2 separate regions of the Homo sapiens genome follow, and region 2 is linked to region 1. A link is an interaction called in ENCODE POLR2A ChIA-PET data of the cell type or tissue named here. Cell type or tissue: Panc1. All regions are shown on one strand. Each heading gives the region's core, and the rest is flanking DNA. Links, peaks and the distances in the headings are about the cores only.

Evidence for each region. ChIA-PET counts read pairs that join two places held together with the same protein. Peaks named below come from ENCODE experiments on the same cell type or tissue, not always from the same donor. Only the 100,000 strongest peaks of a DNase experiment are listed, where the experiment ranks them.
Region 2: POLR2A ChIA-PET joins it to region 1 with 5 read pairs; 8 of 35 experiments call an interaction of 5 or more read pairs at or near these places.

Annotation. Positions count from the first base shown.
Region 1 is chr22:40,614,481-40,622,030 of GRCh38, forward strand. The region is part of intron 1 of MRTFA (myocardin related transcription factor A); the gene reads right to left. Among named protein-coding and RNA genes, the nearest start is that of MRTFA, 18 kb to the right of the region's middle. RefSeq lists a silencer at 7,345-7,550. In Panc1, for the core only: no CTCF peak of the experiment used is centred there; no DNase peak of the experiment used is centred there.
Region 2 is chr22:40,473,338-40,480,887 of GRCh38, forward strand. All of the region lies in intron 3 of MRTFA (myocardin related transcription factor A), which reads right to left. Among named protein-coding and RNA genes, the nearest start is that of MRTFA-AS1, 45 kb to the right of the region's middle. In Panc1, for the core only: no CTCF peak of the experiment used is centred there; no DNase peak of the experiment used is centred there; H3K27ac peaks cover 1,051 bases.

The DNA of each region.
Region 1 (7,550 bases), core at 2,320-6,319:
CATAAATATTTTTTCTTTTTCTTTTGAGACGGAGTTTCGCTCTCGTTACCAGACTGGAGTGCAATGGCGCGATCTCGGCTCACTGCAACCTACGCATCCTGGGTTCAAGGGATTCTCCTGCCTCAGCCTCCCAAGTAGCTAGGATTACTGGCATAAGCCACCACACCCAAATGATTCTGTATTTTTAGTAGAGACGAGGTTTCTCCATGTTGGTCAGGCTGGTCTCAAACTCTCGACCTCAGGTGATCTGCCTGCCTCGGCCTCCCAAAGTGCTGGGATTACAGGCATGAGCTGCAGCGCCTGGCCCATAAATATTTTCTTCTAAGAAATGTCCATTCAAGTCTTCTACTTATTTTTTAATTGGGCCATTTGTCATATTATTAAATTTTTAAAGTTTTTTAAAACATATTCTGGATATATATAGCATGTGTAAATATTTCCTCCCAAGTCTGTGGCTTACCTTTTTAGTTTCTTATGGTGTCTTCTAAAGAACAGAAGGCTTTAATTTTAATAAAGTGCAATTTATCAATTTTTACTTTTATGGTGAGTGCTCCTTACACGTGCTAGAAAAAAAAAAATCTGCCTATGTCAAGGTCTCAAAGATTTAGTCCCATGATTTCTCCTATAAGTTTTATGCTTTTAGTTTGTATGTTTAGGTCTACAAACCATTTCAAATTAATTTTTATGTATCATATGAGACTGGGATTGAGGTTCATTTCTTTACATACAAATATCCACTTGTTCCAGCAATAGCTGTTAAAAAGACTATACTTTCCCCTTCTGAATTATGTTTGCGCTATTGCTGAAAATCAATTGACTATATATGTATGTATCTATTTCTGGACTCTTTATGGTGTTCCAATGACTGGTAAATACTGCATTGTCTTGATTACTCTTGCTTTATAACAAGTTTTGAAATCAAGTAATTTTGTTTGTTCTTCCTCTTGTAAATTGTTTTGGCTATTATAGGTCCCTTGTATTTCCATGTGAATTTTAGATTCAGAAAGTCAATTTCTCCCCAAAAAGTCCTGCTGAGATTTTGGGGAAGACACAATCTTTAGATTATTTGGGGAAGACTGGACAGCTTAACAATATTGGGTCTTTCAAATCATGCAGATGGTATATCTCCACTTATTTAGGTCTTCTTTAACTTCTCTTGGCAATGTTTTATAATTTTCAGTGTAAAAGGTCCTATATTTTCTTTTCTTTTTTTTTTTTTTCTCTTTTGAGACAGGGTTCTGTCACCCAGGCTGGAGTACAATGGCATAATCTCAGCTCACTGCAACCTCTGTCTCCTCAGTTCAAGTGATTCTCCTGCCTCAGCCTCCCGAGTAGCTGGAATTACAGATGGCCACCACCATGCCCAGCTAATTGTTGTATTTTTAGTAGAGATGGGGTTTCGCCACGTGGGCCAGGCTGGTCTTGAACTCCTAACCTCAAGTGATCTGCCCGCCTCGGCCTCCCAAAGTGCTGGGATTACAGGCGTGAGCCACTGCACCCGGCCAATATTTTCATTTAATTATTTCATTAAGTTTATTATTTCATTATTTTTATCAGATTTATCCCTAAGTATACACATTTTTAAAATTTAAATTGTTCATCAACATTTTAAAATAAAGAAAATTCACAATTTAAAAATTCCAGACTTCTGGCTTCTTTTTGAAAAGAAATCAGAAGATCAGCAATTCAAAGTCTACACTCCTTCATGCCAACAATATACTAGAACTAACAAGTGGATACCTTAGAGCATGTACTCTTCAATTTGCCACAGTTCCTACCACTCTTTATTAAAACCCATGATATACCCAATACCATTCATTTAAGGCACCTGCTTGGAGCCTACAGAGAGCAAAAGGCTTGAGGGAAGAGGAAAGAGCATGGTATGATTAGATATGCATTTTAAAACTCTGGCTTCAGTGTGGAGAATTGACTGAAGGGAGTTAGAGAGAATGACGGACGGAAGAAAACCAATTAAGCATTTATTTAATTGGTTTAACTGGAAATAGGGTGGCTTAGACTAGCTAGAGTAGTTTTAGTGGCAGAGATAAGAAGGTGACAAATGAGGTAATATTTATGGAGTGATTATCAACAGAAATGGATAATGGAATGGACGTGAGGAGGAAAAGGGAGATGCCAAAGATTCCCCTTCAGGTTTCTGACTTATGTTAACAAGGTAGACACAAGTGCCATTTACAGAAATGGGGAACGTTGGAGCCAGAGCAACTTTAGCAGTAGGAAATGAGGATTAAGAGTTCACTTTGGAATGTAAATTTGAGATGTCTGTGAGCCATCCCAATGGAGATAGAAAGTGACTAACATTCAAAAAAGATGGAGTAGCTGAGCACAGTGGCTCACGTCTGTAATCCCAGCACTTTTGGAAGGCTGAAGCAGGCGGATCACTTAAACCCAGCAGTTCGAGCCCAGCCTGGGCAACATGGTGAAACAAAAAATATTCTACAAAAAAATACAAAAATTATCTGGGCATGGTGGTGCACACCTGTAACCCCAGCTACTTGGGAGGCCAAGGTGGGAGGATTGCTTGAGCTCCAGGGGCATAGGTTGCAGTGACCTGAGCTGGCATCACTGCACTCCAGCTTGGATAACAGAGTGAGCCTCTACCCCAGAAAAGAAAAGCAAGACGAAAGAAAGAGAGAGACGAGAGAAGGAAGGAAGGAAGGAAGGAGGGAAGGAGGGAAGGAGGGAAGGAGGGAGGGAGGGAGGGAGGGAGGGAGGGAGGGAGGGCGGGCAGGGAGGCAGACAGGCAAAATGATGAAGATACACATTTGGGAATCATTGTCATGTAAATGTTATTTAAAGCTATGGGACTGGATGAGGTCTCCTACAGAGAGAGAAAACAAAAGGATTTAAGGCTGAGTCTTGAGAAAATCTCACAAACGGAGGCCAAATTGAAAAGGAGCTAGCAAAAGAGACAAAAAATGGCAGGTGTGGTAGAAAGAATGGCCTAGCCAGGCGCGGTGGCTCACGCCTGTAATGCCAGCACTTTGGGAGGCCGAGGCCGGTGGATCACAAGGTCAGGAGATCGAGACCATCCTGGCTAACACGGTGAAACCCCGTTTCTACTAAAAAATACAAAAAATTAGCCAGGCGTGGTGGCGGGCGCCTGTAGTCCCAGCTACTCGGGAGGCTGAGGCAGGAGAATGGCATGAACCCGGGAGGCGGAGCTTGCAGTGAGCCGAGATCTCACCACTGCACTCCAGCCTGGGCGACAGAGCAAGACTCTGTCTCAAAAAAAAAAAAGAAAAAAAAAGAAAGAAAGAATGGCCTAGCCATTAGGAGAATAATGTCCTACAAAAAATCAACTATGTCAAATGCCACTTGAGAGGTAAAATAAGAATTCAATTCATTCATTCATTCATTTATTCAAAAAGTACTTATTAACACCTACTACATGCCAAGTACTGTTGGTGTTGAGGATACAGAAATTGACAAAGTCCCTGCCCTTGTACAGACGATCATCTAGTGGGAAGAGACGGACAACAAACAGATGAATGTCAAGTGGTAATAAGTCTTCTGGAGAAAAGTGAAGCAGGATAAGGGGAGTAGGGAATGCCAGGGATTGAGGAGTAAGGTTGTTTTTTGTTTTTTTTTTTTGAGACGGAGTCTCGCTCTGTTGCCCAGGCTGGAGCACACTGGCACAATCTCGGCTCACTGCAAGCTCCACCTCCTGGGTTCACGCCATTCTCCTGCCTCAGCCTCCCGAGTAGCTGGGACTACAGGTGCCCGCCACCACGCCTGGCTAATTTTTTGTATTTTTTTTTTTTTTTTTTTTTAGTAGAGATGGGGTTTCACCGTGTTAGCCAGGGTGGTCTCAATCTCCTGACCTCGTGACCCACTCGCCTCGGCCTCCCAAAGTGCTGGGATTACAGGCATGAGCCACCAGGCCTGGCCACTTTTTTATATATGGTAACCTCTCTGATAAGGAGACATCTGAGCAAACATCTGAAAAAAGTGAGGAAGTAAACCATGCGAAGGGAGAGAGTATTTCGGGTAGAGGGAACAGCAAGCACAAAGACCTGGCAGATGCAGGAAAAGCAGGGAAACCAATGGGGTTGCCACAGAGTAAGCAAAGGGAGGAGTGGCAGATCTTGAAACAGACTTTAGCTACTATTAATAACTGGAGAACAGATAATAAGAAATCAAGGGCAGAAGCAGAGAATGCACTTCAAAAGAAGATATTGCAGGCCGGGCATGGTGGCTCACGCCTTTAATTCCAGCACTTTGGGAAGCCAAGGCAGGCAGATCACTTGAGGTCAGGAATTCAAGACCAGCCTGGCTAACACAGCGAAACCAGTCTCTACTAAAAATACAAAAATTAGCTGGGTGTGGTGGCTCACGCCTGTAATCCCAGCTATTTAGGTGGCTGGGGTGGGAGAATCTCGAACTCAGGAGGCAGAGGTTTCAGTGAGCCAAGACTGCGCCACTGCACTCCAGCCTGGGTGACACAGCAAGACTCCTTCTCAAAAATAAAAATAAAAATAATAATAATTAAAAATATATATATATATATCAATAATCCAGGCAAGAAATAATAATGATGGTGTGATGGTCAGTTTTATGTGTCAGCTTGACTAAGCTACAGTCCCCAATTATTCAACCAAACATTAATCTGAAGTGTTGCTGTGAAAGTATTTTGTAGATGTAACTAACATTCATAATCACTTGGCTTTAAATAAAGGAGGCTGTCCTAGATAATCTGGATGGGCCTGATTCAATCCACTGAAAGGCTTTAAGGGCTGAGTGTGGTGGCTCACAGGAAGTGAAAACTAAAGTAGAGAAAATCTGTGTTGTTGTATAGAGTACATATACTTTTATAAACAGAATGTTGGTAAAAATATGAATGTTAAAGGTACTCTTGACAAGCACTCAGAAGGAAATGAGGAACACGTTATTGGAAACTAACAGAAAGACGATCCTCGTTTTACAGTAGCAGAAAGGTTAGCTAAATTGTGTCCAACAGTTGTATGGAAAGCAGAATTTTTAAGCAAGGAATTTGGAAATTTAGATTCCCAAGCAACATACTGAAGGTACAGCCTGGTTTCTTCTTGTTATTTGCAGTAAAACATAAGAGGAAAAATTAATAGGAGAAATGTTAAACAAAAAGAAATTGGCCGGGTGCGGTGGCTCACACCTGTAACCCCAGCACTTTGGGAGGCCGAGACGGGCGGATCACGAGGTCAGGAGATCGAGACCATCCTGGCTAACACAGTGAAACCCCGTCTCTACTAAAAGTACAAAAAAATTAGCTGGGCGTGGTGGCAGGAGCCTGTAGTCCCAGCTATTCAGGAGGCTGAGGCAGAAGAATGGTGCAAACCTGGGAGGTGGAGCTTGCAGTGAGCCGAGATCACACCACTGCACTCCAGCCTGGGCAACAGAGCGAAACTCCGTCTCAAAAAAAAAAAAAAAAAAAAGAAATCAGTACTTGATGATTTGGGAAATTCTCAGCTTACCTGGATCACAAAAGATTTATTTATTTTTGGAGACAGAGTCTCACTGTCTCCCAGGCTGGAGTGCAGTGGCGTGATCTTGGCTCAATGCAGCCTCCGTCTCCCAGGTTCAAGCAATTCTCCCACCTCAGCCTCCTGAGTAGCTGGGACTACAGACGCATACCACCACACCCAGCTAATTTTTTTTTTTTTTTTTTGAGACAGAGTTTTGCTCTTGTTGTCCATGCTGGAGTGCAATGGTGCGATCTCAGCTCACCACAACCTCCACCTCCTAGGTTCAAGTGATTCTCCTACTCAGCCTCCCGAGTAGCTGGGATTACAGGCATGCATTACCACGCCTGGCTAATTTTGTATTTTTAGTAGAGATGGGGTTTCTCTATGTTGGTCAGGCTGGTCTCGAACTCCCGACCTCAGGTGATACACCCGTCTCAACCTCCCAAAGTGCTGGGATTACAGGCGTGAGCCACAACATGCAGTCTTTTTTTTTTTTTTTTTTTTTTGTATTTTTAGTAGAGACAGGGTTTCACCATATTGGCCAGGGTGGTTTTGAACTCCTGACCTCAGGTGATCCACCTGGCTTGGCTTCCCAAAGTGCTGGGATTACAGGTATGAGCCACTGCACCCAGCCAACAAAATATGTTAAAATTAGGAAATTCACTGTTAAGAAAAGCATGCTGTGGAGAGAAAGTCAAGCATGTTGCAGGACAACCTCTTAGTCATGCTGAAGGGATCAGGAGTGTGACTCATGAATTCCTTCAGCCAACCATAAGCAGAAGGTAGGAATGGAGATGGGATTATCCAGAAAAGCTCTATAGAGAACCCTCTTGTCTAATGACAAGAACCCCCAAAATATACATAGGAGACCCACAAGGTTTCTAACAATGTTATATCAGCAGAAACACTGTCAACTTGGACTGAAAGGACAAATAAAGAATGAAATAAAGGAAGGCTGTTGGCTGGATGTGGTAGCTCACGTCTGTAATCCCAGCACTTTGAGAGGCCAAAGCAGGAGGATAGCTTGAGCCCAGGAGTTCAAGACCAGCCTGGGCAACAAAATGAGACCATCCCTACAAAAAATACAAAAAATGAGCCAAGTCTGGTGGTGCATGCCTGTAGCCCCAGCTACTCAGGAGGCTGAGGCAGGAGAATTGCTTGAGCCCCAGGAGATGGAGGCTGCATTGAGCCATGATTGTGTCACTGCACTCCAGCCTGGGTGACAGAGCGAGACTCTGTCTTTAAAAAAAAAAAAAAAAGAAGAAGAAGACTGAAAGATGTTGGACTACCAAAATTCTACATGCAGCAATCAGGCTAATAAAAATACTCTTTACTCTTTCAGCCGTAAAAAGAAAGAAAATTCTGATACATGCTACAACATGGATGACTCTTGAGGACATTATACTAAGTGACATAAGCTAGTCACAAAAGACAAATATTGTATGGTTCCACTTGTATGAAGTACTTAAGAGTAATCAAAACCATAGAGACAGAAAAGGGAATGGTGGTTCACAGGGGCTGGGGAGAGGAGAACAGGGAGTCATTGTTTAATGGGTATAGAGCTTCAGTTTTGCAAGATAAAAAGAGTTCTGGAGATGAACGGCGGTGATGGTTTCACAATATGAATGTACTTAACACCACTGGACAGTACACTTAAAAATGGTTACGATGGTAAATTTTAACACAATTTTTAAACACCGTGGGCAAAAACTCTACTCAGTTGCAAATATATGCTTCTCTTCAAGAAAAAGGAAGGATAACTATGAAAGCAGAAGCTAGAGCCAGAGACTCAGAGGGCAGAGTCTCGAGTAAAAGAAAATTACTCACAGGCTTTGAAACATAATAAAAATTTTCCCTGCTGGATTTTGAAATTACTTAGTACCAGTAACCCATTTATTCCTTGCATTTTCTCCCTTCTGAAACCGGAATTATCTATAACTGTTACACTATACATGTCTGACCAGTGTATTTTGGGAACAGATAACAGATGATTTAGATAATGAGACTTTAAACTTCAGAGTTGGTGACAGAAGAGATCTCGGGCTTGAGTTGATGTTGCAATGGGTTGAGACTTTTGGGGATGTTGGAATG
Region 2 (7,550 bases), core at 1,305-5,304, 140 kb before region 1:
TTTTGTAGAGATGAGGTCTCACTGTTGCCCAGACTGGTATCGAACTCCTGGGCTCAGTTAATCCTCCCACTTCGGCCTCCCAAAGTGCTGGGATTACAGGTGTGAGCCACTGTACCCAGCCAATATTAACTGTTAAAAGTAGTTTCGGATGGTATTTCCTTACTCTAAGTTCATAGCCTCCTATAAATTCCTAAAGCTTGATCTGCTAATAATTGGTATATTTTTTCTCTAATTTTCAGGCACCAGTCCCAGAAAAAATAAGCAAATGCAACTTAATTCAGCAACAGACACCAATACTTTTAGCTTCAAACTAGGGAATGTGTTTTACCAGGAAGGTCAGAGAAGGAACAGGTTGGGTGCTAGCCTTAAGTGAAGCTCAGCATGCAGATAATTAGAATACCCATCTTTGCAACAGTGAATTATACCTATTTTACTGGTGTATTTTACATTATATTTATCCTATATGCCTGAAAAATCATTTAGTGGCATCCAAATTGTAAAACCACATGGCCTACCAATTAGAACCAAAGGCTGTTCAGAACACTCACCAGTTTCATTCTTAGAATGCATGATTAAAAGTAGGTGAAGGGTGTCCCCAGAAGCAGGTGCTACTCAAGTTCTGCTGCCTGGGTTACTTTCCAGCATCACTACCAATATAAGGATTGGGAATCAGGGTGTGGAGAGAGATCTTCTCTATTCACTCACCTAACAAGTATTTACTAAACAACTATAGGTTGGCACAAAAGTAATTGAGGCTTTTGTCATTGCTTTTAATGGCAAAAGCTGCAATTATTTTTGCACCAACATAATACTATTGTGTTAGGTCCTGTGCTAGGTACTAGATACACCTATGATCTCTGCTCACATAAAGCTTTCAGTCCAGTGGGACAACAGAGATCAAATCAATGACAACAAACAAATAAATTCAAGTTGTGATCAATATTTTACAGAAAAAGAAAAAAGGATATGAGAGAGCCCTGAACTCTCCAGTATTTCCTTCTTTAATGTTATATGATAATAAACTTTTCACATTGCTCTTTATATTAATATACAGTCAATTGTTTACGATGCTAAAACTCTTTGAAAAGTAGAGATTTCAGGGGAAGTCATAAAAACAAGTAAGTTAAGGCACACAGTGTCATTTACTCACTTTACTCTCACTTGCTTGGATGCTCTAGAGTTCATGTACTAGTTGGTCAGCACATATACTTACCTCACATCCATGCCTTATTCAGTTCTTCCTTAGCTCCTTGTCCCAACCTCTCTTTCCTTGCATTCATTCAAGAAATATGAGGGCCTACTGTATGCCAGATACTCTCTGTTTGTTGCTGGGGATACAGTAGTGACTGAAGGCCCCACCTTCAGTGAGTTTACAGTTTCATGAGGGAAACATACATAAAGTAAGTTCTAATTTGTGTGAAGAGTATTTCCAAAGAAAACAGACACTATATCTTAACTGATTTGATTGTTCCCATAATTCAATTCATGTATTCAAATGGCTTTTTTTTCTTTCTTTCCTGAGATGGAATCTTGCTCTGTCACCCAGGCTGGAGTGCAGTGGCATGATTTTGGCTCAATGCAGCCTCCGCCTCCCAGGTTCAAGCTATTCTCCTGCCTCAGCCATCCGAGTAGCTGGGACTACAGGTGTGTGCCACCACGCCTGACTAATTTTTGTATTTTTAGTAGAGACGAAGTTTCACCATGTTGGCCAGGCTGGTCTAGAACTCCTGATTTCAGGTGATCCGCCTGCCTTGGCCTCCCAACGTGCTGGGATTACAGGTGTGAGCCACTGCGCCCAGCCAACATTGTAATTATTCACTTTGAATCCATTAGAGCTAGGAGTTCTGTGAGAATGAGAACCATGTCTTACACAGATTTGTATCTCTAATAACTGGCCCTGTCTTTAAGATACAAAAGCCATCTAAGGTGGTGGTTCACGTCTGTAATCTCAGCATGCTGGGAGGCTGAGGTGGGCGGATCACCTGAGGTCAGGAGTTCGAGACCAGCCTGGCCAACATGGTGAAATCCCATCTCAATTAAAATAGAAAAATTAGCCAGGCATGGTGGTGCATGCTTGTAATCCCAGCTACCAGGGAGGCTGTGGCAGGAGAATGGCTTGAATCTGGGAGGCGGAGGTTGCAGTGAGCCGAAATTGTGCCCCTGCACTCCAGCCTGGGCAACAGTGCCAGACTCCGTCTGAAAAAAAAAAGTGAATAATTACAATGTTTTAAGAAAGACACTAACATCTAGACAAGTGTAACATTAGCTAGCACACATGCCAAGAGTGGGCATGCCCTACTACTGGCAAATTCAAGTCTTATGTGGCCTTTTGTGTGAGACACATGTGTACATTAAAAATAAAAAGAATTGCTTGTTTCTTTAAAACAACAATTAAAATAGTTATGTATTTTTCAGTTATCATAAGAGCAGAAAGATGGTACTGCCCAACACTGGAAGTCAGAGAAAAAGAGAAACAAGATCTTTTCTATGCAAGATAGCACTAGGGTACATAAAAATGGCGTCTCGGCCAGGCACGGTGGCTCACGCCTGTATTCCCAGCACTTCGGGAGGCCGAGGCGGGTGGATCACGAGGTCAGGAGATTGAGACCATCCTGGCTAATATGGTGAAACCCTGTCTCTACTAAAAATACAAAAAATGAGCCAGGCGTGGTGGCGGGTGCCTGTAGTCCCAGCTACTCGGGAGGCTGAGGCAGAAGAATGGCATGAACCCGGGAGGCGGAGCTTGCAGTGAGCTGAGATCGCGCCACTGCACTCCAACCTGGGCGACAGAGCAAGACTCCGTCTCAAAAAAAAAAAAGGGGGGGGGTCTTGAAAGTATTTTATCTTCATGATCAGTTGGTATTAAAGTTTCAAGCTATTTCCTGATAACATTCCCCAAAAGTAAGACTCCTCTGGGCCCCTACTAATATGCGCCCACGAGTCTGTCCTGATACAGCCTAAAAAGATACGAAAGAGAAGACAGATGTCTCTGTGTTCCCTAACTTGGTTTGATTACCTCTCTTGCTTTCTGGTTCTTGAGCCCTACCCTGTCCTACAGCATCCAATGGAATTGTTTCCTCTCCTGCTTCTTACATATAATGTTATTTCTAAACATGTTTCTTTTCTTTTTTGTTTTTTGAGATAGGATCTTGCTCTGTCACCCAGGCTGGAGAGCAGTGGTGCAATCTTGGCTCACTGCAGCCTCAACTTCCTGGGCTCAAGCAATTGATCCTCTTGCCTCAGCTTCTTCAGTAGCTGGGACCACAGGCACGCACCACCACAAATGGCTAATTTTTTGTACAGACAGGGTTTCGCCTGTTGCCCAGGCTAGTCTTGAACTCCTGGGCTCAAATGATCCACCCACCGCGGCCTCCCAAAGTGCTGGAGTACAGATATGAACCACCGCGCAGCCTAAACACTAAGTTTCTCTTGTCCTTTTCATGATAATTTTCTTCCTTCAACTTGTGAAACCAGCCTGAATGGGTAAGCACAGTGTACACTGTGCCAAAAACATCTCTCTGGCTTGTTTTTAATATAAACAAAAGCATTGTAAAGGCCCAATGTATTTTATAATTAGCCCTATCCTTAACCAGAAAGGGTTTACTGTCAACTCAACTGATTTCTGGGTAAAGGGTTAACAGCACTGAATGTGGGGTTGGTTTTATATATTAGTTCCAAATAAATGCAATACACCTACAGAAATGACCTCTGGCCAGGTGCGGTGGCTCATGCCTGTAATCCCAGCACTTTGGGAGGCCAAGGCAGGCAGATCACGTGAGGTCAGGAGGTCTAGGCCAGCCTGGCCAACATGGTGAAACCCTGTCTCTACTAAAAATACAAAAAAAAAAAAAAAAAAAAAAAAAATAGCCGGGCATGGTGGCGGGCACTTGTAATCCCAGCTACTCGGGAGGGTGAGGCAGGAGAATAGCTTGAACCCAGGAGGCAGAGGTTGCAGTGAGCCGAGATCACGCCACTGCCCTCCAGCCTGGGTGACAGAGTGAGACTCGGTCTCAAAATAAAAATAATAATAATAAAAAAAAGAAATGACCTCTAAGGGGAGACCAAAAGACATCAGAGAAAGAATCAGAACACAGAGGTCCCAATCCTAGCTCTGTTGCTACCTAATCAAGTAACTTTATCTTTTTTTCCTCAATTTTCTCACTATAATTCAATTTTGAAAACTAATCCATATACCCTTTGAAACTCAAAAGACCACAATGTACATGAAAAGTGATTTGTAAAATTATAATACAGATTACATATGTTTCATTAGAGGCTTTTACATCAGATTTTCCCTAGGGCAAAGTAAAAACTGTAAGTAATCTGGTACCACACCTCCAACAAGATAATTTATTCTGCAAGGTAAAATGATCTTATATCAAGCCACGCTTATTTAAATCACATCCCAAGTTGTTCTTGGTGGGGGTTGGGGGTGGGGGATGCGGAGAGATGAAAGGAAGGGTAAAGGAAAGGGGAAGGAGAGGAGGGAAAGGAATGAAAAAGGAAAGGGGAAACAAAAAGAAAGGGAACTATTTTTCTTTGGAAGGCAGTTTAGGAACATGTAGTCAGTGAAGCAGGCTCTGGTAATTATAAAGAGCAAGCTTCAGAGAGAGGCAGAAGAATCAGTACCCATTCATTATTAAAATCAAATATACAGTTGAGTGTTCAAAAAAAGCATGCTCCTGAAATTCTAAGCTATCAATACCAAAATAGTTGTTAAAGGATCCAGAAAGGTCCATTTATCTTTTGCCAGAGAAACGAGCTGCTGAAATTCTTGAGATTCAGATCCAAAGTTAAGATAAAAAGGAGGAAGTGGAGGTGAAGAAAGGAAAGTAAATTCTCCTTGGGAGTCTATTGACCAACCATCTACAAATCTTATGATTAAATGCAATGTGGTATCCTAGATTGGATCTGGGAACTGAAAAACGACATTAGTGGGAAAACGAATGAAATCCAAATGAAGTTTGGAGTTTACTTAACAGTAATGTACTAATGTTCATCTCTCAGTTTTGACAAATGTACCATAGTTATGTAAGATGCTAACATTAGGGGCAACTGGATCAAGGATACACAGGAACTCTCCGTACTATCTTTGTAACTTTCTTCTAAGTCTAAAATCATTCCAAATAAAGTTTATTTTCAAAACCCACGGAGGGCCTTTTCCTCTTGGAAGTCCCCTCTCTCTCACTAGAGAGCAAACTGTTTTCCTTTCTCTTTCCTTCTCTTTCTTTTGCCTATGAAACCTCCACTCCTAAACTCCTCGTACGTGTCCATGTCCTAAATTTTCTTGGCGTGAGACGACGAATCTCAAGTATTTACCCCAGACAACACAGCCACTTCATACTGGGGACCTCGTCTGGGATACCAAGGTACAACATTCATTGTTACAACATGCAACATCTGGTGGAGGCAAACCAGTGTTACAACCCATCGGAATGGCTCCGACAGCAATCAAACTCCAAATGGTGCTGTACACCGAACCACACATGGACACACCTTTCATCTGAAGACCCTTAGATTGACCCCAGGAGGAGCCCTAGCTGCTGTTCCACACACAATGCCCCTTTTCAGCAGGAAGGAGCCAGAAAGAGTTGTCCAACACCCCCTAACAGCAGTTAGCATTACCATTCCAGAGGAGTGAATGATACAGGAGTTAAGAAATTACTTAGGCAGATAGGGAGGGTATGGAAGTCCTCAGTAAGGTTTTCCTTTTTAATGAAAAGCAGCCCCAAATCATTTTCTAACAAAGAGCAGCCTGTAAAGTTGAGCTGCTGAAATAGATAAGCAAGCTGAGCGCTTGCACAGGTGAATGCCAGCAGGAAAGAACTACCTGGAACTAATCATGTTCAAAATGAAGCCTCCACCTTCCCTTCTCTGCCAGCCACATATACAGTAAGGAGCAGACAAGATGGCGCCAGCTAAGGGGAGAATGCATTTGCATAATAAGATTAGGGTGGGGCAACCAGCCTTCCCCACTCACTATGTAAACATCACACCTGATCAAATCAATCTGTGAGCCCTATGTAAATCAGACACCACCTCCTCACACCCAACTATAAAATCTGGGGCATCCGCTGCTGCTGGCCGGCCTTTCCTCTCGCAAGTCCCCTCTTTCTCACGAGAGAGAGCTGTTTTCCTTTCCCTTTCTTCTGCCTATTAAACCTCTGCTCCTAAAAAAATAAAATAAAATAAAAAACATGGATTTGCCCTAGCTTTAGAAAAATTGATGAATCAATTATGAAACACAACAAATGTCAGGTTTTTCAAACTGAAATGCTGCCATCTCTTGGAGAGAAAGAAATTATCAATTCCTATAAATGATTCCTGTAAATCAACATGGTGCTCAAAGGAAATGCTCAATGGAGCATGTCAGATTTCAGATATGGATGTTCAACCAGCAAATATATAATGCAAATATTCCAAAATCTGAAAGAAATCCAAAATGCAAAACACCTGTAGTCTCAAACATTTCTGATAAGGAATACTCTTATAATACCAAAATATAATAGATATCTTCTATTTAATCTGAATACTGTCAAGGATGAAGGCTCTTGATTAATGAAGTAGGTTCCTGGGCTGGTAAACCTGGGCAACTTACACATCTAACCAGGTAACTTTCAAAGAATAAGCTTATGAAAATCTAACTTAAGTTATTAAAATATGCAAGTGAAAGGTCTCTATATTGTGTAATAACTTATAAAATGGTGTAAACATGCATGCATCATCTTATTTCTCACAACAAAGCTATGCAGACGATACAACTGTCATACCATTTTGTAGATGAGGAAATTGAGGTTTAGACCGATTAAGCAACTTGCTCAAGGTCATAAAGTAAAAGGTAGAGCAGAAATTGGAACCCAGCTCTGTCTGAATGTATAGCCTGAATCTTCAATCACCTCTCTTTTCTCATAAAACACACCAGTTCTCTGTATGTTTATTTTTTTTTTTTTATGTTTTGTCAAGATGGGGTCCTGCATTGTTGCCCAGGCTGGCCTTGAATTCCTGGCCTCCAGTTATCCTCCTACCTTGGCCTCCCAAATTCCTGGGATTACAGTCATGATGAAACACTGCACCCCCACTCCTCTGTTTTAAAATGACACTATATTGATAGTGTTATCAGCATGACATGCTGATATGGATGGAAAAAAGTGATCTACATACTTACTAACTAGGGGAAAATCCAGGTGATTTCAGTGAATAGTATGGAACATGTAGAGTATATGACACAGTAGAACTCTGGAGACTGAAAACAATGCTTATGTTCTAATTCCAAAAGGAATCGAGATTTTAACAGGATAACGGTGGTCACATCTAAAGGTTATTCAGGCTGGGCATGATGGTTCGCACCTGTAATCCCTGCACTTTGGGAGGCCAAGGTGGGAGGATCACGCCCAGGAGTTCAAGACTTTTTTTTTTTTTTTTTTTTTTTTGAGACAGAATCTTGCTCTGTCACCAGGCTGGAGTGCAGTGGCGCGATCTCCGCTCACTGCAACCTCCGCCTCCCGGGTTCAAGCGATTCTCCTTCCTCAGCCTCCCGAGTATCTGGGATT